5 separate regions of the Mus musculus genome follow, and all the other regions are linked to region 2. A link is a loop called in an ENCODE intact Hi-C map of the cell type or tissue named here. Cell type or tissue: heart. All regions are shown on one strand. Region 1 holds the start of Kitl (kit ligand). Region 2 overlaps Gm35437 (a long non-coding RNA gene). Region 3 overlaps Gm20110 (predicted gene, 20110). Region 4 has its middle 63 kb from the start of Gm35437. Region 5 has its middle 27 kb from the start of Gm35533.

Region 1 (5,000 bases), 100 kb after region 2:
TGGTCTCCCACACCAAAATGTAATAATCTTGTAACTGAAGGAATTACTGTTCTAGTTGGGAGCTCGCAGCACAGACTTCCCTCCACAAAGTTGCAGATGAGTGCAGCAGACAGGATATCAGCTCCAAAGTAGCCATGTCCTTCCTCGTGCTTGGCATCTGTTATATATGCTCCCTAGCACTTCCGTCAAGAATCCAGGATTCAGATTGATAAACAATTGCCTTTAAAGTGGGACATATTTTTTTCTGGATCACCAATCATCAGGTAAACCAATGCAATTTCCCAATCCCTTAGAAGTGGCACAGGGAGGCAGACCAGTAGGTAAGATTGGTCTGATAGGAGACTTAGTTCAACATTGCTGGCTTTGAAGATAAAGGTGGCTGTGAGTGTAGGAACCTGGGCAGCCTTCAAAGCTGGGAAAGGCAAGGAAATGAATTCTCTCACTCAGCCTGCGGAGAGGAATGCAGTCTTGGCAACAGCTGGTTTTCCCTCAACAATAGCCATTTTGGACTTTTGACCCTCAACAGTAAGATGAACATGTGACCATTTACAACATTTATTCTGAGTTAAATTCTCGCAGCACAAGTAGGCAACTAGCAAAGGGAGTTTGGCATATTAACTTTTTGTTTTGTTTGTTTTTTAACAATGGCAAGTGAGCTTCTCAAACCAAATTTGGAATACTCCTCTCTTATAAGAATGACTGGACAGCATACTTGTTCCAAAAAATTACTGATGGGGATTTGAGGCTAATATTTTCCTTATAAAAATAACAAAATGCCTTTTCGTTTTCCTCAATTACCTTTAAAAATATTGAAGGGCTTCGAGAAAAAGAACATTCTTATTTGGCATATTATTTTTTTTTTAGGGCAGTATGTCCAAGGTTCTGGATTTGAATCACAACTCTCGGGGTTTTTTTGGGGGGGGGAATTAACCTCTTGAGGCTATTTCTTAATCTATAACATGGAAAACACACACACACACACACACACACACACACACACATGCACGCGCGCGCACACACACACACATACTCACTCACTCACCAGGCACACACTAGGCCTATGGGCAAAAGAGATAATTTATGAATAGTTCTTGCACAACACCTACTACGTAATAAAAGATCCATCACATAATGTTATGAGATGTGTTACTATGGCCATTGTTCGCTTTCTGATTTTTACAAACTTTCCTAATCTGAAAGTGGACCTTTCAAAACCCTTTCTGTGAGAACAACCCGCAGTTAGTAAGCTATCTTTTTCTTTCAATTTTGTTTTCCAAAGGCTCTGTAGTAAACTGTTGAAAACAGCATCTCCTTTAGTACCATTTAATCCTGAGTCACTTGTTTTCTCACTAAAGTAACTGAGGAGAAACAAAAGGAAAAAGGAAAGGGAGGAAGGAAGAAGGAAGGAAAGAAAGAAGAGAAAGGAACGGAACAGAAAGGAAAAGAAAAGAAAAGAGAAAAGAAGAGAAGAGAAAAACTAGCTAAGACAATGGGATTGTAATTAAACTTTTTTGGTTGTTGGTTCTATTTCCCTGAGGCGAGGTAGGGGAAAAGAACCAAGTGAAGTCTATCCGACCACGCGGCTCCTGAGCCAGGACCCTCTCCACTGTGCGCGGTGCAACGAGGGTACCCGGACAGTGCTGGTGAGCTTGCTGCGGACTGGGGAGCCGGGCACAGGGCAGCTACTGCAGGTTGCTCAGCGGCATCCGAGACTCCCGGTGCCTCAGGGACTCTGGCCAGTACCCAGACAGGGGACGCACCAGGCTCGATCGGTCCAACCTCTGGGAAGATCCCCGCCCTTCAGCGCGCTCCCGGGTCTCCCAGCCTGGACTCGGTGCGCGGCTCTCCTCCCCGAGGCTCCGGAAGGGAAGGAGGCGTGTCCGGAGCTGGCGGGCGGGCGGGAGGGAGCTGTATAAAAAGCGCTGGCGGCGCAGCAGCCGGGGCTTCATTTGCTGTCTGTCACCGGGACCGAGAGTGCCGCGGGAAAGCAACGGCCAAGGACGGGGCGCTGCGTTCGAGCTACCCAATGCTGGGACTATCTGCAGCCGCTGCTGGTGCAATATGCTGGAGCTCCAGAACAGCTAAACGGAGTCGCCACACCGCTGCCTGGGCTGGATCGCAGCGCTGCCTTTCCTTATGAAGAAGACACAAGTGAGTAGGGCACGCCCGGGAGGAGCTCGGAAGCTTTCCAAGAAAATCGCTCCGGGAGCCCCGGGGAGCCCGGCGCGCTCTGGGACCGGCAACCAGGCCATGTGGGGCTGCGCCCTCCCGGTGAGCCAGGAGGGTGTGGGAGAGACAGGCGTGGTGTGAGAGCCCGAGCCGCCGCCCCAGGGGTGAGCCCGGGAGCTGGGGAGAGCCAGGGCTGAGAGTGAGCCTGTGGCAAGTTTGCAGCCGCAGCTGCGAAGTTTGAAGCTGTCAGTGGCAAACCGCCGATGCAGGCTACGCTTCCTCCGCCTGGGTGTTGGAGTTATCACCGGGAAGGCTTGGGTTTCTTATTTAATTTTTTAATTTTTTTGGACCGGAGGTCTTTCCCCGTGGATTCGGGGAGATTATGAAACAGCTTCCCACGCGCCACCCTCGCTCGCTCTCGCAGGCAGATTTATCTGTGCAGTCCCCAGGTGGGCGCGGGACGCGGTGCGGACGCGGGCTCAGCCGCTGGAGCGAAGCCAACCCAGAGCTCCTAGGCGGCAGCGCCAGGCGGGGTGCAGAACCTGCCCGGCAGGCGGGGAAAACTTGGCAGCCTGCGGTGTCGGCCGGGTTCACAGCTCTGGGTGGGCCCTCCAGAAAGCTCTAGATGGAGTAGTAGTACTTCCACACTGCATGACAAGACAACCTCTCCCATTACAGAACAGCAAAAGTTCTTTTCTTCTTCTTCTTCTTCTTCTTCTTCTTCTTCTTCTTCTTCTTCTTCTTCTTCTTCTTCTTCTTCTTCTTCTTCTTCTTCTTCTTCTTCTTCTTCTTCTACTCCTCCTCCTCCTCCTCCTCCTCCCTCTTCTTCTTCCTACTTCTCCTTTTTTTTTTAATGTGCACCTCCTAAAGATAGTTATTGAGATAATGCCCAGGGTCTCTAAATTGCGCTTTATGCATAAAACATAGCCCGGGGGTACAATTATGTCTTTTCTTCGTTGACGGGGGAGGGTGTATGTGTGGAAAGAGCCACTGTAGTAATTCTTTCTCCTCTATAGTTCTTTCTACCCTCTACCCTCGCGGTTGCTACCTCTTCATGGTTCTTCCTTTCTGAAGTGTTCTGTCTGCAGCAGGTTGGGTAAAGCTGTTCTTTCAGGTGCCCTGCTCCCTCCATTCTATAGGTGATGTAAATTTCTGAAATGTATGGAAGGGGATGGGATGGGAGGTTTTGTGCTCATTTTCAGCATTGATGAAGGCATCAGTGTGTTGGAGGTAATTTATTAAATTACTCATAGGACGTCTTATTTTAAATAGCTATCTAGGCTGGGATACCGACCCATGAGGAAACAGCAAGAATAAAGCACCTTTTCCTGGCTTGGAAACAGATAGGGGGAGGGAGCATGGCCTGGCATCCTGGAGGTGTTCTGCTTAGAGCAGCTGCCCTGAGTCAGGCTCAGGAGAAAGGGAAGGCAGGTATCTGGCCCTGCGTGCAGGTTAGTTTTACCCCAAAGCATCACACCTCAAATCCCTGCTCTTGAAATGAGGATGTTAAGGGTTTCTGCAACAAAGAAAAGTTTCGCCGTGATTGCTTGGTGTGTACATGCCTTCTGCTTGGTGGAATAATAAACAAGGGTGGGGTACCTATTCCTTTTTTTAAAAGTAGCATCCGCTCACATGAATAATGGTGGCGGCTCTGAGTGCAGCAGCCTCTGGTACAGGAAGAGAGTCCAACCAAGTCTTCTTATTTAAACAAGAAAACAGGAGACGGACAAGGTTAATGTCCAACACGCCAAAGCAGAGAGCAGTTGAGAGTCAGTAGGATTGATGATCCCTGCGCCCTCTTTGCAAAACGAGCGCGAGCCCTGTAATCTCTTTTCCCGCTTTGATTAAATGGCTGTGTAAATAGGATTACATGGAATAATTCCATTGAAAACTAGAAAGAGGTCGATCTAGCCCGAAACACTGTGGAGGTGGCAGCAGTAGTGACTCAGTGCTGCCGACCAGAGATATTTGAGACAGTTAAGTATTTTAGAAATGTGACCTGTTTGGACCAAGTTAAAGTGCAGGCCCTTTGGGGGGGGGCATGCTGCTGATAAAGGGTTTGTAGGCAAAAAGAGGGCAGTGCTCTTATTGAATGGAGGCATTCATTGTGTGGAATCTAATGACCTTCAAGGTTTCCTTTAAGGCTACTTCTAGAAATTCACATTCTTGTCCCTGAAAAAGAAGACACTGGAAAGAGCTCAAAAAAATCAATAAAATAACCCATTGCAGTGAGGGAGGGGGTTACATTCTCTTTCCTATGGTCAAATCTCCTAATCCAAGAGATGCAAAGAAAATTTCTGGGCCACTCTGAATGTGTAGAGAGAGAATAGTGTAAGGGAACTGGACACAAGCAAGATCCAGACTTCTTTGCTTTTAAAATCTGATGTTATCTCTGCCTGAGAGGAGAATCTATTGTTACAAAATAGTCTACTGTAAATATGGGATCAATACCAACTTCCCTTATAACCCCCACCCCCGTTCAATATGCTTTTCATTACCCAGTAAATACAAAATAATGAAATGTTAATATTTTAAGGGATTTTAATTTAAATTTGATAGCTTTGAAAGAATAATGGGGACACCGGGACATTTTGAGCCTTCAGTCAAGCTAAGTAAGTGTGAAAATTCCATCAGCAGCCACTTGGGGCTTGATGGATGACTCTTTGATTTACTTTAGCACCAGGGATGGACTTCAGTATTTGGGAAATAAGCACACAAGTCCCAAGGAGCAACGGGGGGGGGGGGGGGGGGGGGCAACAATGTATGTCTTAAGTTTGTGATGCCGAATGCGTTTTGTATTTTTGAGATTTCTCTTTGTGTCTGTGTGTGTG
Region 2 (5,000 bases):
GCAAAAATAAAAAGTCACACATCAGACCCAAGGAATAAAATAAGCTATAATTATGTTAAACTGGGGGTTATAACTGTTTCTAGCTTCACAATATAAATATTTTAGTACCAAGGTGAATGAAAATTGTATTTACAAATAAATGGCATCCTGAAGTATATTCATATTTATGAATATATTTTTAAATCAAGAAAATCAATGAAGATAAGATCAAATTTTAGGATCTTAGAAGAAGACAAAGCCCAAGAAAGCAAATGGAAGAGAATAACTTCAAATCACATGTTTAAATTTAGGGAAAAATAAAGGTAATTTTTGAAAACCACAGTTGGTCGTAAGAACAAAACAGAAACAAAAGCACAGTAAAGTTGATCCATCTCTTCAAGACTTAATGGGTCCCACCAATAAATTTAACACTTAAAAAGGAACTTTGAGAACAGTTAGAAGTAAATATAAGATAAAAGAGATCTTGCTTGCAGATATTAGAAAGATGAGTCATATGGCGTGTTACATAGGAAGACACTAGAGCTCAGTGAAACCAACTAATTTGCCCCAAGTTTCCTAGCAAAAGATTCACATTTGTATGTGTTTGCTTGACTGTTTGAAAGCAGGTCTCAAGTAGCACAGGCTGGACTTAAACCTCCTGCCCCCAGCTCCGAGGTGCTGGGATTGCAGGATGACTCTTTTTAATGCCACATTCTTTCCATCTGTTTGCAGAATTCCACACCATGACTCATTAGCCTCCAGCCTGCTGCCATGTCCTGACAGTAATTCTGGAGTCACGTTCACTGTTCACCACAGTTACCTACTTTTGAGTTCTGTAACCACATTAATCTTTTCAGCCTGAACCCTATGTGACAGTATAACCAACATTCCTTCAAAGATATTTTAGTTAGGTCTGTTTTAGGATAGATTAAGGGAAAAATATTAATCATTTATAAGATTCATCTAAGGGCATATGCTTCCTTTCTTCCTATATCATCTCTCTAGGGTGATTAAATACTGAGGTGTGAGAGTGGGGTGCTTGTATAAGCTCTGGGCATTAGCAGAGGGGTGTGTGCCTCATAGTTATCTGCCTGCTGGTAGACATGGCTCAGATTGCTCAACTCTTCTATTGGATGTGCACGGTAGGAAATTGCCATGTTACCTTCCATCTCTAAGCACCCTCTGCCTCTTATTTGCTGCAGAATCCCCTCATTGTGTGTCTCTGAGACCCTTACGGGCCATGCTAGCTCTGCTGAGGAGTTCTTTTGTTCTGGCCATTGGGTTTCTTCCTTAAATGTGGAGCATGATACTTGATGGCCAACCTTTTGTCCTTCTTCTCATCCAGTTTGCCTTATGGTCTAGTCCTCTCAATGAATGTTCTCCCATGGTAAGATAAACATCTAAGAAGTTACCCCTTTCTAACCCGAACTCTCATTTAGGAGAGCCTAAACCTGTGTCTTCTAGAGTTCCCTAGCTATTCTCACTCAAAAAGGAACGACTAATGGGAAAGGCTCAGAAACTGAGTACACTGAGCGCTAGTGTCTACATACCCAGCTCTCCAAATGGAGGATCCTCTCTTACATTCTTGATACATCATGTTAGAGAATGAATGAGATGAGGATGGGGCCAACTTCGAGAGCCTCGGCAAATGCTCAAATGTGCAAGGAGTCCTCAACAGCCACTTAGCCTTTAGATGAAATAGTGGACTCCCACAGGAATCTAAGCCTCTAACATTTACTCTACAAACAAACTCACTATTTAATTTGAAGTGTATGATTCTAGATGACAATGGTCATAGTAGAGAATGACGATGATCCATTCCCAGGTAATTCACAGAGACTTGTTTAGGTATTAGAACAGTTCTTGGCATCTCAGCTATTCTATGGACAGTTCAAAAGCCAAGACTTGCTCTTTTGAACTGTCCATAGAATTGATCCACTTCCTATTTTAAAGGCACATCAGGCTAGTCTGCATGAGGTATGTGGCTGATTTTGTCCTATCTCATTGATTCTCACTTTACACAAAATCTAGCATTCACCAAAGGCCCACAGAAGCTTGGAAGTTATCCTACATTCCTCAGTTGTCTCTCCATTTCTTCAAGTGTCATTTGCCAAATATTTTCATTTTTATACTTTCATATTTTGGGCTTTTGTCCTCTCTTTTCCAGTCTTATGGTTGATGATTTAGTTGGGTCATGTTATTGCATTTGCCATAATGGCTTCATATTTATTCCTTTTTCTTCCTTCTCTTTCCACAACATTCCAGCATCTGCTGATATTGATTGGGCCTGAAGACTCTTGAATACTCCCAACACTTTCAGAACAAAACTTCAAACAACATAGGATGCAAACCCAGGTACCCTTCTCCTGATTCACTTTTCCCTACTGTATCCTTCTCGTTCCTACTGGCTACACCTGGGCAGCCTAGAACTTGTCAGGTAGGCTTTGAGTCCAAAGCTTGATCACACCTATCCTTCTTTCTAGAATGTATTTTTCAATGGAAATTCTTACTTATCCTTCAACTTGCAGTTCAGGTGGCATCCCTTCTCAGAAACTATTTTCTCCACACCACACATTCTACACCCATGAAATAGATGCTGTTTGCCAGTGGGCTCCCTAGATCCCTGAGGATACCACCACTATGAGGCACCATGTTGAAATGGTTTGTCTATTCTTTGGGAGCAAATAGGTTAGTAAAATGTGTCCGTATTATCATCATGGACTTAGAACTAGCACAATGTTAAGTAGGTATAGTAGCCATTCAAAGAGAAAGTCTTAACTAAGAGCTTTAATAACTATGGATATGTATTGTCTATGAAATCCCAAAGACACCAAATTCCATTTTTTTATTCTGTAAAGTTGGTACCATGTTGTACATATCATCTTAGATCCATCTATAGAAGAATTAAGTCATATTACTAAATAGAGTTCTTCAGTAATCTTACCACTTTTCATTGGACCTTAATGTTAGTATTACTTCCTATTGTTTAAGTGAAATAATGTTTATTAAATATGTAGCAGAGCTTGAAGAGCTAATACCCAATAAGTTTAGAGTAGTTAAATGTTTTAATCAATTTTTATTTTATATAGAAATGAATTGACTATTGGTGTTGGATGTAGAATATACTGAAGCTAAAAGACCTAAGTTATTATCAAGATTTGTACTGAGTATCTTTGTAGAATTCAGCAGGACTTTTAATTATATGGTATAATAATAGTTAGCAATACACTTATCTAGGGCAATATATTTTGACATTCTTCAGCTACTTTGGCACCTTAAGCATCAAGGGAAGCAGAAATAGCACAGATAAAAAGAAAACGAAATTAAAAATGACTTTAGAGAAAGCAAAAGAAACATCTTTCCATTTGACCTACATTTACATGGCAAGTTCCACAAAATAGAAACATACAGAAAAGCATTAGGCAAACACACCCAACACTCAAATTCAGTGTTTGCTCTAGACTGGAGACGTTATTAACTCTCTAAACGCCGTTTTAATTCATTGGCTCCGTTGAAAGAACGAAGCAAACCGTATTGAAAATGTAAAAATGTTGGTTGTTCAGAAAGGAAATCTCTCTCTGGTTTATGCTTGATCAATTTGGACAGAGAACATGTACTGTCGTTGCCACAGACGCTCTAAAGATTCATTTCCTGTTTGTTTAACTTTATCAGTAAAGCAAGCGCCGCATCAAGCACAGACATATCGGTGCCTGCCCTGAGGGTAAAGACAGTCTTCAAATGGGTGGACAGCAACGCTGTAGTAAGTGCATTATGTTTATCTTTTGACTTTTGGTTACGTTTGGCTCCTCGGGATAGACGGCATTTTCTACCTAGTATCAGCCCAACCCAGCTGGAACGGCAGAAACTGCTGTTTTCAAATGAAACGAAACCTTCTGCATGGACAGAACAGCTTTCCTTGTTCTTCAATTACCTAAGTAGCTTAAAGCCATTTTTGGAAGAAGCCAGGGAGTGAACTATAAACATTTTCCTTAAGCAAAGCTCGTTCTTTGCAGAGCCAGCACTGGTCACTCTGGGACCTCGCTACACAATTTTGAGAGGCTCTCGAGAAGAGATGAAGAGGAGGAACTTTGTGGACATTTTAAACGATTTCTTTCCTTCTGGGACCAGATGAGTAAAACAAAACAGAACAAAAAAAATCTCGACTTGAAATCAAAGCCCAGCTTAGTGACTGAGGTTCGGGTTTTAACACAGTCAAGAGATATGGGGTCAGCGGGGTGGGGAGGACAGGGAGGAGAGGAGAAAATGAAGAGGGAGCAGCACAAGAAATTTATTACAACGAACACTGTAGCAAATAGCGGGGGTAAAATGACCCATTCCCCACCCCCAATCAGGTCTCCTCAATTACACCAATTGCACATCAACTCAAAAATTAAGACTTTTTTCCTTTTTTAAATTTTATTTTCAAAATTATGATATAATTACATTTCTCCCTTCCTTTTCCTCCCCCAAAACCCTCCCATATGCTTCTCCCCACTCTTCAAAGTCACAGCGTCCTTTTTCACTGTCACTGAGCATGCTCCAGAGTGCATGCTTGCATGAATGCATGCCTGCGTGCATGCGTGTGTTTGAGTGTGTGTGTGGTGTGTGTGTGTGTGTGTGTGTGTGTGTGTGTGTGTGTGTGTGTGTGTGATTGAGCATGCTCCAGAGTGCACGCATGCAAGAATGTGTGCATGTGTGTGTGCATGGGAATGTGTGTGTGTGTGTGTGTGTGTGTGTGTGTGTGTGTGTGTGTGTGTGTGTGTGTGTGTGTGTGAGTGTGTGTGTTTTACTAAATATAACCTGTTCAATCCATGTAATGTAACTTGGATGACTGTTTTCAGGGCTGACCCTTTGGCACCTCCATAAGTTTTTCAGCTGACATTTACAAAACCAACATTGCTTGGTAACTTCTTGCAAAGTTGAAGTTTCTCCACCATTTCGTCTATTTTGATGCAGTTCTTTCCTTTTATCCTGGACGCCATAGACTGACTTCAAATTTTAATTCTGCAGCCTTGAAGCTT
Region 3 (5,000 bases), 270 kb before region 2:
ATGTTATCAACAATTCTGCTGGAAAAGCAGGTACTAAGTGTGCCAAGCAGTGCACTCAAATTCTCCCTTTAGTTTCGACTGCTGAATATATTGGAATGATTTCCTTCCCCCCTCCCCCCTCCTTTCTTCCTTTCAATTGTAGATTAAACCATGGCCTTGTGTGTACTGTATAGGTGTTCTACCACTGTATTATAAACCAGCCATTTTAAAATTTAGAAATGGAACCTGTTAATTTCCCAGGCCACTTTTGTACTCTCTGGTAGCCCAGATTCACAAGCTCAACTTGTAATCCTCCTGCCTCAGCCTCTGGAGTAACTAGCACTACAGGTCCACACTCTAGGCCTTGTTTTCCTGATGCTGCCAACATCCAGTATACTTCAAGGCACACTGGATACGCTTCATGTTGAGAAGTGCTTAAGTCCATTCTCCTAACAGTTAGCTACCACCAGCACTTCATGTAGGACAGGCCATTTACCATTGCTATATGGCAGGGAGTTGGTAGTGCTTGCTACTTCTCATAGAAGAAGAATATTTTCAAATGAGTATACAAGAAGCTTCATGCATGGAACAGGTTGCACCAAGTCCAGTATCTTCTACTGTGAGAGTTCCCTTCTACAGTCATCTCTCCCAGGAGACTTTTCCTTGTGCTTGGTGAAACCTGTGGAATTTTGTACTCTTCAAAGTTATTCATAGAGAAAATTGTAGTAACACACATATGTAATCCCGGCACTCAGGTGGCCGACATACCTTGAGCTGGAGGCTAAGTTGGGCTGCATAGCAAGACTCCGTCTCAAAAATAAGCAGCCCACCAGACTAAAGTTAACGGTGAATACATCATCGTCTCAGACGTTTGCACGTGTTGTTCTTTCTTGAGAGTATGGTTACTGTGGAGACAGTGTTTGGAAGCTGTGAACAAGAAAAGAATGAAGTTTGGGATGTCGTTGAGTGGGAGGTCAGAAATACCAGAATTCCTTCATTCACAAACCGTTCTTGGCTAATGACTCAGTTCAGTTGGTTCAAGGGGACGTTTCTCAGTTCTCCTTTGACACTCTGTATTGTTTTTGCATTCTCACCTCAAGGAAGATTTTTTTTTCTCTTGTGTGGGAGTCCTCTGCCCACAGGGTCGTTTCAAGTTAGACTTAAGAATCACTCAGAGATGAAAAGAAAATGCTTAGCTGAGTCGCAGAGATCTTTGGTTCAGCTCTGAACTTTAAACAATTCCTTCTAAATATACACATCGCCTATTAACTCTTCCAAGTTTTCAGAGAAAGTATTAAATTTAACAAAAACTCAGGAGCTTGCTGGTACACAACTACTTCCAGAATCAGGCATTAATGACAGCGTTCAGTTATGGCCAAGGTATGTAGGTCTTTGGCTATGAGGTTCATGAGATGATTGTGTGTGTAGAGTAAAGGACTGAGAACTTGGTTAAGTTTCTACTTACCTGCTCAACAATGACTCCATTGAAGATGTCTCAGAGCACATGCGCAAGACAGAATATACACAGACTATACATCTTTTCAGAGAGTCACGAGACTGTCAGAAACTAAGAGAAATCTTCATTAGAATTCTTTAACCAAGCTATTCTCAAGTTCTTACTCTTTTTGTTTCCCACACTGGTTAAAACTCGTCCTTTCACAAAAAAACCCAAATTCTAAATTCTATCAAAGGAATTTGGTCTAATTATCTTACCCGGCACCTTCGCAACCAAAGAAAATTAAATCGAAGAAAAAGACCTGGATCTGACACAAAATATCCAGAGAACCTTGAGTAATTAATTTCCTTCTCCTCTTCCTGGCCTCATTATCCTCAGTGATACATGGAAACTAAGGACCAGAAAAGCCGACTGCACTGCAGTTCTGTGGGGTGCAGGCTCTAACTTCGAACGGAGAACGCGCCCTTTGACCACTAGTCGTCCTTCTTGTGCAGAAGATGAGAATGCTTCCTCTGGCGCTGCAAAGCAGACGGAAGTGTTTTCAGTTGGCTGGTACCCAGAAGAGAAAACTCGCCCCATTCACTATGCTGACCTTCGTTTGCTTATTATCTTTGTATTTTCCCAGAGAGGTCCATATACATAGATCTGCATTACAAAGAGGATGACATTTTTAAAATAAGCTAACTTCTCTGTAGTATGGTTAGCCATTAATTCTTTCCTTTGTAGGAAGTGTTCATTAAACTCCAGGTGAAGGGGTTTAAGTCCCAGAAGGTAGTGATCAAACGAACATAAGTGAATAATAAGTGGATTTTGTTTGTTTGCTTTAAAAAAAAGTGTTTCAAAAATGGTGTCCGTGCTTGCAACCACATATACTCACCCTTCTGGGTGCAAGAACAGGAGAGAACTACAAAGGCAACAAACTAGAAGCTTCCTTGTAGGCATACCTACCTGTGAGGCTAGGGACTCAGGTTTTTATTTATATGGTTGCAGACATCAACATCTTAAACTGCATTCTGAAATAAAGGAATGGAAGACACACTCAATGAAGGGCAGAACCTGACGCCCATTTTCAGGCAGTTAGAAACTCTCAACTATCAGGAAGAAAAAAGTGGCTTGCATCATCTTTTATGATGCAGTTTCCAATCAAATTTATTGCATGAGGGTGTGTGCTCTCTAGAGCTACTGGTTGAAAGCGGGAAAATATCTGACAGTTAATTATTATCACTTTAACTTTGGGAATGCAGCAATGAAGGTGAATTTAAGTTATCAAGTAGCCCTTTTGATGCCATATTTCTGTATGTGTAAGGACAGAAAGAAGGGGGTTATAATAATAGTCACATCAGTATAATTACATACATGACAATAACATATGCTATATTTAGGAATATATTATTTACAAATAATGCATATATCATGATATACACATAATACTATCTACCCTATTTACCTGTGAGTTTTGTAGCCTTAGATTCAACCAGCTAAAGAGCAAAAGTATTTGTAAAACAACTGTGTGTTTATTAAATATGAAAAAACACGTTTTGTGATTATTCCCTAGGTGGTAATAACTTTTACGTAGCATTTGTGTTGTATTAGGCATTAGAAATGATGCAGAGATGAAGTAAAGTATATTGGACTATGTGGGTAGGTTGTATACAAATAGCATATTATTTAAATAAAGAATTTAAAGAGCTTCAAATTTTGATGGCCTAAGGGGAATGAACTAGAATTATTTCCTTGCAGATTCTGAGGAACAGACATGTGTGTGTGTGTGTGTGTGTGTGTGTGTGTGTGTGTGTGTTTGTGTGTCTATGCGTGAGTGCATGCATATGTGCGTGCATGAACTTAAGTATATGCATATGTACCATAGCCTGGTATATATCATATATGTGAGTACTGTGCCTCTGTAGTGTATGTTATACACTTCTGTTACTATGTATAACACGTTGTGTGTTATGTTGCTGTAATACGATAATTGCCACCTTAATAGTAATACCTTACATTTTTTGGGCTTACTCTGTTTTGAAGATCATATTTCATGTTTTTTCTGAATTGAATCTTAATTTCTTCAGAGAGCCTATACGTTATGAGTTATGGTTACTCTTATGTGGTCCATGAAGAACCAAGGACTAAAAAAGAAGCCCCAGGACCCAAAGCTGTATGAAGCAAAGGCAGCATAGAAATCTATACCCAAACCGCAACAATTATACTCTGCTGTTGAAGACCAAAGGTTTGCCACTGGCCAGAAAGATGGAGGAATCATTTTAAAACACAGGAATGAATCTAGTTCATCCTTTATAACTCGGGCTGTAAGAAGTATATTAAATCCTAGAAGCACAGCCAAATATTAAACGGAGCTTGGAGAATCTTGCGGAATACTTGGCGGAGGAATTGAGGAAAATGGAAGGGATAGAGACTCAATAAGAAGATCAGTAGAGTCAACTAACCTGGGCTCTTGGGGCCTCCCAGAGCCTGAACCACCAACCAAAGAGAAAGCATGGGCTGGACCTAGGCCTCCCTGCTCATATGTAGTAGACAGGAAGCTTGGTATTTATTCAGGTCCCCCAACAACTGGAGCAGGGCAGTCCCTGATTCTGTTGCCTGCCTGTGGATCCTGTTCTGTTAACCAGGCTGCCTTGTCTGGCCTCAGTGGGAGAGGATGTGTCTAGTACTGCAGTGAGTTGATGTGCCAGAGGGGCTAGTATCCTCCTCCTTCTCAGAGGAGAAGAGAGGGATGGGTGGAGGGGCTGTATGTGTGTGGGGACCGGGAGGAGGGGGGATTGTGATTGGGATGTACAGTGAATAAATAAATAAAATAATGGAAAAAAATCCTGGGAACAATTTTTACTCTTTTCTGTGCATAAGATTTGTTGCTATGCAAAATTCATACATATGCTCGACAATGACTGATTACTTATCTCATAGTTATCGCTGTGAAGTCATCCATCTTCATAGTTGAAATGAAATAACTGTGACAATTTGAAACAATAGTAACAAAAACTTAGACCCTAGATTAAGATAATGGATATGTCTTTGATTTTTCAATGGTCAGAAAATGTAGTTTTGACCAAGCGAAGCACCAGTTGACTAGAATATGAACAGGAAAATATTCTATGTGGATATTAGAAGGCAAGAATACTAATAGAGAGTGCAAACTTCACTCCTTGGTTTATTATATCTGAAAGTAGTAACTTAGAAAAAGAAGTAAATATTTAAATTAAGATGTTATTGAACCTGGGATGGAGAGATGGCTCAGCAGTTAAACACACTGGCTGCTCATTCTTTGCCTTTGTGCAATCTACTGGGAAGATATTTTATACCCTACCACCATTAAACATTTTAACCGTATTTAGGCTGTAATCCTAGCTGTTCAGTCTTCCCTCCTCGGGTAAGGGTAAACCTCTTTGGAAACACCTTTGCTGAGGCTCTACCACTGCATATTTGAAATACTTCTGTACGATTAGTAGCCAATGCTGGATGACAGTTTTTAGATATCCTTGGCTGTATGTTAAGTGCCAAAATATTTTCATAAGCCCTCAATATCAAACCCGATTTTCAGGGAAGAAAA
Region 4 (5,000 bases), 72 kb before region 2:
GAAGAGAAAGAATGTTTTTCAAAATTTAAGAAGGCAGACCCATGGTGTGAGGGAAAAGTGAAATCCATCAAGAAATCTTTGATGTGTTACCGTTAAATTGAATTTATAAATAAAGATGCTTTCTGGCAGTTGTTGTGTTTAGACAGTCCATATATATTCAAGGTATGCCGAGGATGTTAGTAGTAAGACAAATGGTATATTAAGAAGGCAAATAGAATTACAAGTATCTCTCTGGGAGCCAGAAGCACTAATAGAAAAGCTACTCTCAGACTTTGCCCCTTCCTTGGAATTCCTGTGAGGACAGGAGGCACACAGCTACCAGGGACATCTCGTCATGATGTCACTCCTCAGCTTGCCTGTGCTGTTCCTTCTCTTGGTTTTCTACAAGTCTTACAATGCGCATGTGTCCTAGAATTCATGCTGTTTTATGCGAGCTCTCTGAGATCCACGCAATAACATATCTTTCCCAAGAGTCTTTTTTACTCCTGTGACCAACAACTCAAAGGCATGTTTCCCATGTCTCGCACTGAGTGTTTCGCTAGATAGTCTAAGGCTCTTGTGGGAAGCATTATCACCCCAGATGCCAAATGATATACCTTCATTTAAATGTACGCATATTTATATATTATATATTATTTATGTATAAATTATATATGTTAATGTATACATGTATAAATAAAACATAATACAAACATAAACTATTAATATACATTGTTTATATATAAATTGTACATGTTAATATATACATGTGCAAATAAAACATATAAGTATAAATATAAAATATAAATATATATATTAGTTATATCTAATGTATTCTAAGTAAATAGAAAATGTTTCCCCATGTCTCTCTTAAATGTCTTTTTGTTCTTTATCTCTCTTTCCTTTCTTTCCCTTTGTGCTACCTTCTTTCTCCCATCCCAATCAAATTTTCTGCCCCCATTTTTCTCATTTCCAATCTGGTGACATTTATGTTCTATCTCCCTCTGTAGAACTCCCACACACACACACCCTTCCACCAACCCCCACCCCTCACCCACTCCTACCTGACCCTCATGGTCACTTTTTAACTTCCCTAGTTTCCATGGTTACTGCAAATTAACTCCTCATGGCTAGGGTGGTCACAGACCCTAGAGGAGAGCCCACTGCTGCCATTTTCCTGAACCAGTATAATTTCTAACTGCACTCCAGATTTTGGTCCTTATAACAACCATAATTATAGCACTCATCTCCCAGCAAAGATGTTTCCTTTTACCACAGGTGAAGACCACCCCAGAAATCCACAACTGGTCAGAAGGCAGAGAAGAACTGACCATGGGGTGCCCAACCCCAAGTAATACATCCACAGCCCAACCCCTACACTTCCCAGTCAGAGAATATTGCAAAAGACAGGGACAAAGAATCGTAAACGCCAGAAGACCAGAAAGTTGGCTGTGGGATAGTGTCTTCCATATGTGGCAGGGAAGCTGACCATGAAATCTCAGAGAGAAAGTCACAGAAACAAAACTTGTGCAATGGCATCACTTCGTGTGCCAGGGTGTCTGGGGAAATGTCTCAAATCCTTACCCTTACAGAAAGAATTATAAGTGATTAATGGTTACTAACAGAGGGAGAATCAAACTTTTCTATGCATGAGTCTTTGATGAGTTACCCAATCCCCAGAGGTTAGCCCTAAACAAATACGTATAAGAAACATTAAATGGACTCAGCAGGTTATACATCATATACATATACATATACATATACATATACATATACATATACATATACATATACATATACATATACATATACATATACATATACATATACATATACATATACATATACATATACATACACACACATATATATATAATAGATATACACATCATATATAATATATACATACACATATAATTAAAGAAGAGGTGGTAAGTTTGAGAGAGAGGAACACAGAAGGAGTTGTAATAGGAAGAGGGAGGGTTGTAAATCAAGTAAATTCAGTAATTATGCATAAAGTTCTCAAAAATTAATTATAAAAAATATATTTTAATTACATTACCAACTAATAAGTCTTTGGTAATCACCTCTAGTTTTGACTAGGTTCTCACCGCCTCTTCTTTTCCTCATCTTCCTGAGCATCCTGGCTTAAGCTTTTAACCCCCAACCTCCTCCCATTCTCTCAGATCACGCATGTTAATCTTTCTCCCAAATCTGTTCAGAGTAAATCTTATTACTTCCTGATATAAACAACCCCCTGGACCTCACCACTGAATGACAAACCTAAGCCCACGGATCTGGTAGCCACAAGTAGGGTTTTTCCAAATCAAGATTCAGCTCATTTTCTTTTCTATGCCACATGTTTAGGGCTTCCTTGCCAAACATTAAATCTTTACAGGCAGGGCAATGTATCTTCAACTTTTACTGGATAATATGGAATTTCAAGTGATTTATATGCTCAATATATTTTTACTTGACTTCTGATTAAATAAAAACCAGGGTCATTGGCTTTTAGATGACTCTTCTGAAAGGATGTGGAATACACACACACACACACACACACACACACACACACACCCTAGCAAGTGGAATCAAGCCACAAGATAAAACAATTTCCAGATAAAAATCTATGTGTGAGAAAAAAAAAAGACCTATTGCTACTGAGGTGGTAATGTGACTAGAGGAAATTTTCTAGAAACACAAATACTAATGATGATAATAATATGAGGTGAGTAGCACAAACACATGTGATTTCTTATTAGTCATGCAATAGCCCTTTCAAATTGGTTATTTGTATATTTTAAAGTACAAAGAGTTTGAAACTTACTTTTAGCTCAGTCAATAATTCATAATTGTAAAACAATGGTTCTGGGTATAATATTTTATAAAGCCCACATGCTATGATACCGTAATCCTAGGGATCAAATCTATGGGCTCCTTATGTAAGGCCTGTGACTGAGCTACATCCCCAGAGCAGAAGGAAGTATTATTATCAGAGCAACAGGTCCATGCGGGTTAAGACAATTCAAGGAAGGGGACAAAGGATTATGTACTAGGCCTCAGGAAGTACTGAGGAAGAGATGGACATTAAATTGGCTTCTACAGGAAGATGAGCTTTGGGCATGCCAAAAAAGAAAACGGGAAGCAGGGTAGAAAAGCATGTAGAAAAGGAACAAAACAGTGGAAATGAACGAAAAATGAGGTGCTATTTGGATCAGAGAATATTCATGGCGGGAAGTCAGGGGCTATGGGAAAAGTGGTGAATTAGCAAAAAGCGGCTAGGCTAGCGGTTTAAGTGGAGAGCACAGATGTTTTCTTCAGTATTGGAAGCAGGCAGAACACACAAGGAAAAGGGTATTTCTGGAAGGGAATTCTGACTCTTGGGGCACGTGCTTCCTGGAAAGAGTTCAAAGCAGGAGGTCAAGTTATGAATGTGTGCTGTTGCGTCTGCCAGTGTCAGGACTTGTGTTCTCGTGGTGGGAAACAGATACCAGTCTACTGATGAACCTCCTCAAGTATCATTTGGGAGACATGACATGATCAAAGTCATTTCCACAACTGCTTCAAAACTGATCTCTGTCTTGCATTCTCTCTGTTTGTCCCACTCAATATTTTGAGGCAAATCTAGGAAATCCCCTTTGTGAGTGGTCTCTCTCTTTGTCAACCGTTCAGTCAAGTGATCCCAGTCAGTTTCTGTGTGGTAACTATCCCCTTCTGACCTCATGCCCTCTCTGCTTATTGACTGAGCTTCTCTCTAATGTAAATACTGCAGCCATAGGTAATATGGTAGGCACGTGGCTTTATGGTCTGGCACAGCAGAACTACTTGTAGCCAATGTCCCAAGTACGATTATTAAGGAAGCTAAGTCCTCCTGTGTAAGACGACTTATAGCACAGGTTTTCTTAGAGACGGGACGACAGAATGGAACTCAGAAGGGTAGAAGGGTTTAAGTGACGAAAGAAGGAAAGGAATTCCAGAGACAGAAATATCATCTGAAATGGTACTGAGTCTAGAAAGGACATGATGGGTAGGGGGAAGACAGGACAGATGACTCAGCCCATTCACATGGCCTTTGGCTCAACTACTGGAGTTGGTAAGTGTTAGCTGGAGCTGTTAAGTGCTTTCCTGCCTTTCCTTCCATCTCTTTAGAGTGACTTTTGTCAGTTTCTCACCTTGCTACTAGAGAGACACTTTCAAAATGTAAACCACAAATTCCACAGTGACTCCCCCGCCCCCCACACACACACAACTGCCCACACAGTGAAGGTCAAATTCCCAGCATGGGCTCGCAGGAATCTTCTGTTCCTTTGCCTGTGTTTCCACCCCCCTCCAGCCCTAAATGCCAATGGCTCTGTTTATGGCTCTTCAAAGCAGTCCTGTTCGGTCACCTACTTATGTCTCTGCCAACTGCTACTTCCTTTGCTTACAATGCCTTGGACTGCCTGCAGAACTGCCACGCTGCCTTTCATCGGGGCACAGACTCTGTAGTTTGTGAACAGAGGACAGCAAACTATAGCGACGATTGAAATTCGAAGCTTTGACCATTAACGTATGCTCTTGCTATCTAAAAACCGCTTTCCCTTTTTAACGTTAAAATTAGTGTAAAGGAATAATAGATTGTAACATGTGAGGATGAAACCAAATGCAAATGTCAGGGGCTATGAATGCAGCGTTTTAGAATAGATCATGCTCATTTGCCCATCGTCCATGTATTGCTTTTTTCCTATGACAGCTGAGTTGTTATAAAGACCCCAATGAAAAAACCTTACTATTCTCTGGTCATTTATGGGACAAAGTGTCTGATTCCTGCTTTACTCCTGTCCTTCCAGTTGGCTTTCTGGAAATTCCTCCCCAGGAGAAAGATTGCGTTTTCAGATGACATCCTATGGCATGCCTAAGAACCCAAGTCCCCTGAGGAGATGCCAGAGCTTCTTAGCTTTTTGCATGTATGGACCTCAGCAACTAGCAGAGTCTCCTCACTTGTATTACAGAGGCGAAACCACACCCATCCAAGGAATTTT
Region 5 (5,000 bases), 260 kb after region 2:
AAGAGGTGAAATTTCTTGATTTTGCTCTGGTGGTGTGTAGCTTTGGTATCAGCTGCCGATCCTCTACCAAATGTACTAAAATTACAGTCTTTTGGTTTCTACATGCGCTTTTAAAAAGTTCTGACCCTGCATGGGCTTTACATATTTGTATGTTGTGTGCAACTCTTTAAACAGACCTGTTCTTTCCTTTGTGAAAATGTGTATTTCCAATTTTCTCTAGGGAACATTACAGAATAATATGTATTGCACTTAGGTTTCTAGACCCATATTTACTCTGTAGTTCTTTGGAGTCATAACATTGTCACAGGAGATGTGTGACTCTAAGTAGCATCTAGGTAGGCAACATCAGTGGATCCAAGGTTCTTGTTTCGAATATTTTGTTCAGGAGGCGAGACCAGATGAGAGGAGGCAGGGGCATTTTCTGTATGTATCATTTATCTTACAATTCTTTGACCTGTAGTTTCCTGGAGCAAGTTCATACATAAATTAACTTGATAAAGTAATAAAAGAGAGCAGAAGGGTAAGACTGAATGATTTCTTTTTAGCATCATTTTTGTAAAGAAAAGAGAAACAGAGGTCTAGCTATGCCTCAGTGACTAAACTAAAGACCACTAGTAAAACACAGAAACAGCTCTGAACAACCACAATGTTCACAGCTCTGTCATCAGCTATGAGTGATGGGGATGGGAAGCCTAATAGGAAAGGTTAGAATTTAATTACATGTTTTCATATCTTTCAAGTATTTGAACATCACTCCTCAATCATGTGCGTGTCCTATCACTTGGTGAAGATTAAAACTTCAACTGTAGGCCTTGAATGTCTTGCCAAATCCTTGGCTACAAAGAATAGGAGAAATTGTTGTAACAAGGCTTCAAAAGACACAGCCCAAGCATAGGAGTCATGCAGGAAACTTGAGTTCAACTTTACCTAGTTAGAACTGCTTAGTCATACATATGTTTTAAATAAACCAATGATCAGAAATGTACAGTGAGATACTAATGGTCACTTCGTACTTTTCTCCAGCCCTGATGCTGTGAGTTTAGTGTGTAATTTCCAGAATTTCCTAATGCAGGAATGGCAAACAGAAATTTCTACAGTGATAGAAGTTATCTGATGTTATTTAGTATGGTATTGTGGTTAATGTGACTGAGGCGATTAATTTAAAATAAAAACTTTATGCATTTATTATTTATTTAGGTTTCAATTTTAAATCATAAACTGACAAATTATACTTGCATATGTTTATGTATTTTAAAGTTTCCCTGTTATTTATGACTATAACTTAGTTTTAATTAATGCAAATGTTAATTGCCCATATGTGCCTTTTAGTCTCCATATTGTGGACCACACATTGTCTAGTCTTGTATATACATATACATAAAAATCTTTTGCTGTTGAATAAAAATCAAATTATAGCATATAGATTTTCCAGAACTTGTTTTTTCTGCTTAATGACTTTAATCTGATCCATTATTTTACATATGATTATGTAAATACAGTGTTAAATGTAAGTGCAAATTAATTCCAATAATGACCAATAGACCTATCCAAATCTTTCCAAACATTATATTTTATGTGCATTCTAGGTTTCCTGAGTGATATAATAGATGGGGGTTGCCAATGTGTTGAAATGATGGTTCAGCTGTTAGGAGTACATGCTACTCTTGCAGAAGCCCTGGGTTCTGTTCCCAACACCTACATTGTGTCATACAACTATCTATATCTATAGTCATACAACTATCTATATCTATAGTCATACAACTATCTATATCTATAGTCATACAACTATCTATATCTCTAGTTCCAGAGAATCTGGTTCCTTCTGACCTCTGCAGGTACCACCCACACACATGGTACATATGCATGCTTGTAAACAAAACACCCATACATGTCAAATAAAATAAATAATTCTTAAAGAGAGAGAGAGAGAGAGAGAGAGAGAGAGAGAGCCTAAGATGCCTTTCCAAGTATTTGAAATTAAAAAAAAATCTATGCTAAAATTGTGAATCATTTCACCACCAAGAACCTCTCAGGGGTGTGGAATAAACTCAAGAGAGCCCATATAGGAACCAACAATTTGATTCATGTTGCTCTCTGCCTTGGTGAGAAAAGTTTCTGTTTGCAGTGGACCACAGTGAATGTAGAAACTCACAACTGGGCAAAGTGCTGAGAAGTAACTGCTGTGCCCAGTCCTGAATGAGAGCTAATTTTCCTCTCTCCCAGGCTCAAGGTACTAGCAGAATAGTGTGAAACTGATGCTGCAACTCCTTTAAATGTTTGAAATAAATACCAAAGATGTCCAGAATTTTCTTTGGAAGATATTTTAAATTGATAGATGTGTGCATAGATATTTTTCTTTTCATATGTCTTCAATAAATTGAACTTTGCAAAAAATTTTTCTTCTCATTAAATTATGACAAATCAATTCAGAAACAGTATATCCTTTAATTTCAATTTTTTATTTGAGATATTTATACATGGTTGTAATGTATTTTGATCAAATCCACCCCCACATCTTTCCCTCCTTCAGTTCTTTCTCTATCCCCCAATCATTTTTTTTTTCAAATTTCATGTGCTCCATTTTAAACTCACAGAGTTGGCTTTGTTCTGCCTATATGGGCATGGGTGTAGAGCCACCTACTGGTGCATGTGGAACCTCTTCAGGATTATATCCCTGAAGAAAAAGGATTTTAGTTCCTTAGTAACTTTTAATTGCTAGTAGCTCCTCAGCTATAGGTGGAGCTTCATGAACTATAGTCCCACAACCCTAAAGAAATAGAAACAGTGATTAAAAGTGTTTGAATTTGGATTTGTCTTGAAATATCTTGGTTTCTCCCTTAATGGTGATTGAGAGTTTTGCTGGGTATAGTAGTCTAGGTTGATACCTGTGGTTTTTTTTAGAGATTGCTGAATATCTGTCCAGGCCCTTCCAGTTTTTAGAGTCTTTGTTGAGAAGTCAGGTATGATTCTGTTAGGTCTGCCTCTGTATGTTATCTGGCCCTTTTCCCTTACAGCTTTTAATATTCTTTCTTTGTTCTGTAGTGAAGAGGTCAGCTCAGAAACTTTAGAAAATTCCACTGGACTCCTCCCCTCCTGGAAAAGAGAAGTCATAAAGAATATAGACAACCCTCCCCTCTGCAAGGGAGGGGCTCTAATTACATTCCTCAGACCACAGGGAGGAGGGACAGACCACCAGCCCACCAGCCCACCAGCCCACCAGCCCACCAGCCTACCAGCCCGCTGCATCTTTGGGTAGGGAGACCCAGAGCTGGTAGACACATTCCGAAACCGTTGTTCACCTACCTCATTCCCTAAAGACCAATCAATTTAGAAGTCACACTGTTCTGCCAATCACCTTGTGCCTAATGGCCGCTGCCTTGAGAATGGTATAAGGGCTCGCTGGACGGGACTCACATGGTCATTTTCTCTCTCCATGTGCAGCTGTGTGCCCAACATGTTAGAACAATAAATTCCTCTTGCTTCTTATATTGATTCCCGGCTCTGCATTGTTCACTCAGGGAGTCCCCGGTAAGCTAAGGCTCACCATAGCTTTACAGTAGATTTTGCGTTTTTATTATTATGTACCTGGATGATTTTTTTTTTCTGGTCCAGTCTAGTTGGTGTTCTATAAGCTTCTTGTATGTTTATAGGCATCTCTTTCTTTGGGTCAAAGACTCTAAAAACTGGAAGGGCCTGGACAGATATTCAGCAATCATAGAAGTTTTCTTTTATGATTTTGTTGAGAATATTTTCTGGCCTTGGAGCTGGGACTCTTCACCTTCTTCTGTTCCTGTTGTTCTTAGGTTAGGTCTTTGCATGGTGTCCCAGATTCTCTGGATGTTTTGTGTCAGGAAATTTTTAGCTTTAACATTTTCATTGACTGATATATCAATTTCTTCTATTCTATCCTCTACACCTGAGATTCTCTCTTCCATCTCCTGTATTCTTTGGGTGATGCTTGCATCTGTTGTTTTTGTTCTCTTCCCCAGGTTGTCCATCTCCAATGTTCCCTCAGTTTGTGCTTTCTTTATTGCTTTTATTTCTGCTTTCAGGTTTGGCACAATTTTATTTATTTCCTTTACCTGTTTTATTGTATTTTCCTGTTTGTCTTTAAGGGATTTATTTGCTTCCTCTTTAAAGGCCTCTATCATCTTTATAAGATTGGATTTAAGGTAATTTTCTGTGTTTGGGTTGTGTTAAGATATCCAAGGCCTGCAATAGCAAGGTAGCTGTGCTTTGAAGGGGTCATATTACCCCGGCTTTTGTTGATTGTGTTCTTTCAAGGGCCTTTAGCCATCTGGTTTTGGACCCTGGATGTTCTTCTCTTTGTAGGTATGGGAGTGGGATGAGCCTTGCTGATCCTGGTGTGGAAGGCTTCTGATGGATATCTTTGAGCTGTATGTTTCAGGAGTCTCAGGTCCAATGAAAGTGGGTGGAGAGGTAGCAGGAGAATGAAGGTCTTTCTGGGACGGCAGGGTGCTCAGGGCAGCTTGGCTTGGCTCAGAGGGCTCAGTGAGCATGGCAGCAATACAGTCTTGCTATCAAGGTTTGTAGGAGAGCCAAGAGCAAAGGCAATAACCTGCACTGTTTGGGGAACCTACATATCTCCACTGGCCAACAACTCAAAAAGAGGAATTCCATACTGCCAAGAACCATTTAGGAGAAGCTAAAATCAAACAGATGATCTTCCTGAGATAGTTCCTTCATGGACTTAAGTCTATGATGAATTTGCTTCTCTGGGCAAGGCTAAGAAGATTGTATCTGAGGAAAGATTCCTGCTATTAATATGCTTTTCTTGTTATTATTGAGTATGTAACAATCACTAGGTACTGACTCGCCCTTTTGAGCAGATTTCTACAGACCTACAAAGATCTTGTAATTATGCTATGTAGACAAATAGATAATGAATCTACAGAATTCCTGATTTAATTCAAATAATTTTAGGTAGAAAGTTTTTAGAGATGATCTTAGTTGCTAGAAAGACATAATAAAGTTAGAAT

Evidence for each region. Peaks named below come from ENCODE experiments on the same cell type or tissue, not always from the same donor. Only the 100,000 strongest peaks of a DNase experiment are listed, where the experiment ranks them.
Region 1: a loop joins it to region 2, with 2.0 times the contacts of the local background. A loop is called at or near these places in 3 of 42 quality-filtered maps.
Region 3: it touches region 2 in a loop (4-fold over the local background); 2 of 42 quality-filtered maps call a loop at or near these places.
Region 4: a loop joins it to region 2, with 3.0 times the contacts of the local background. A loop is called at or near these places in 2 of 42 quality-filtered maps.
Region 5: it touches region 2 in a loop (2.7-fold over the local background); 2 of 42 quality-filtered maps call a loop at or near these places.

The regions. Positions count from the first base shown.
Region 1 is chr10:100,013,885-100,018,884 of GRCm38, forward strand. It overlaps Kitl (kit ligand), which reads left to right and starts at 1,937. Exons shown (of 10, transcript NM_013598.3): 1 at 1,937-2,151. The coding sequence starts at 2,137. In heart, CTCF peaks have their summits at 1,761, 2,732 and 4,792; DNase peaks (open chromatin) are centred at 1,777 and 2,647; H3K4me3 peaks cover 3,181 bases; H3K27ac peaks cover 1,946 bases.
Region 2 is chr10:99,909,462-99,914,461 of GRCm38, forward strand. Gm35437 (a long non-coding RNA gene) reads left to right here. Exons shown (of 8, transcript XR_380747.2): 2 at 2,245-2,334; 3 at 3,652-3,739. Among named protein-coding and RNA genes, the nearest start is that of Gm35437, 9.0 kb to the left of the region's middle. In heart, no CTCF peak of the experiment used is centred here; no DNase peak of the experiment used is centred here; H3K4me3 peaks cover 779 bases; H3K27ac peaks cover 729 bases.
Region 3 is chr10:99,640,071-99,645,070 of GRCm38, forward strand. The region is part of intron 1 of Gm20110 (predicted gene, 20110); the gene reads left to right. It also overlaps the pseudogene Gm18409. Among named protein-coding and RNA genes, the nearest start is that of Gm35101, 18 kb to the right of the region's middle. In heart, a CTCF peak has its summit at 1,913; no DNase peak of the experiment used is centred here.
Region 4 is chr10:99,837,350-99,842,349 of GRCm38, forward strand. No RefSeq gene overlaps it. Among named protein-coding and RNA genes, the nearest start is that of Gm35437, 63 kb to the right of the region's middle. In heart, no CTCF peak of the experiment used is centred here; DNase peaks (open chromatin) are centred at 3,022 and 3,362.
Region 5 is chr10:100,168,406-100,173,405 of GRCm38, forward strand. No RefSeq gene overlaps it. Among named protein-coding and RNA genes, the nearest start is that of Gm35533, 27 kb to the left of the region's middle. In heart, a CTCF peak has its summit at 2,642 (motif pointing left); no DNase peak of the experiment used is centred here.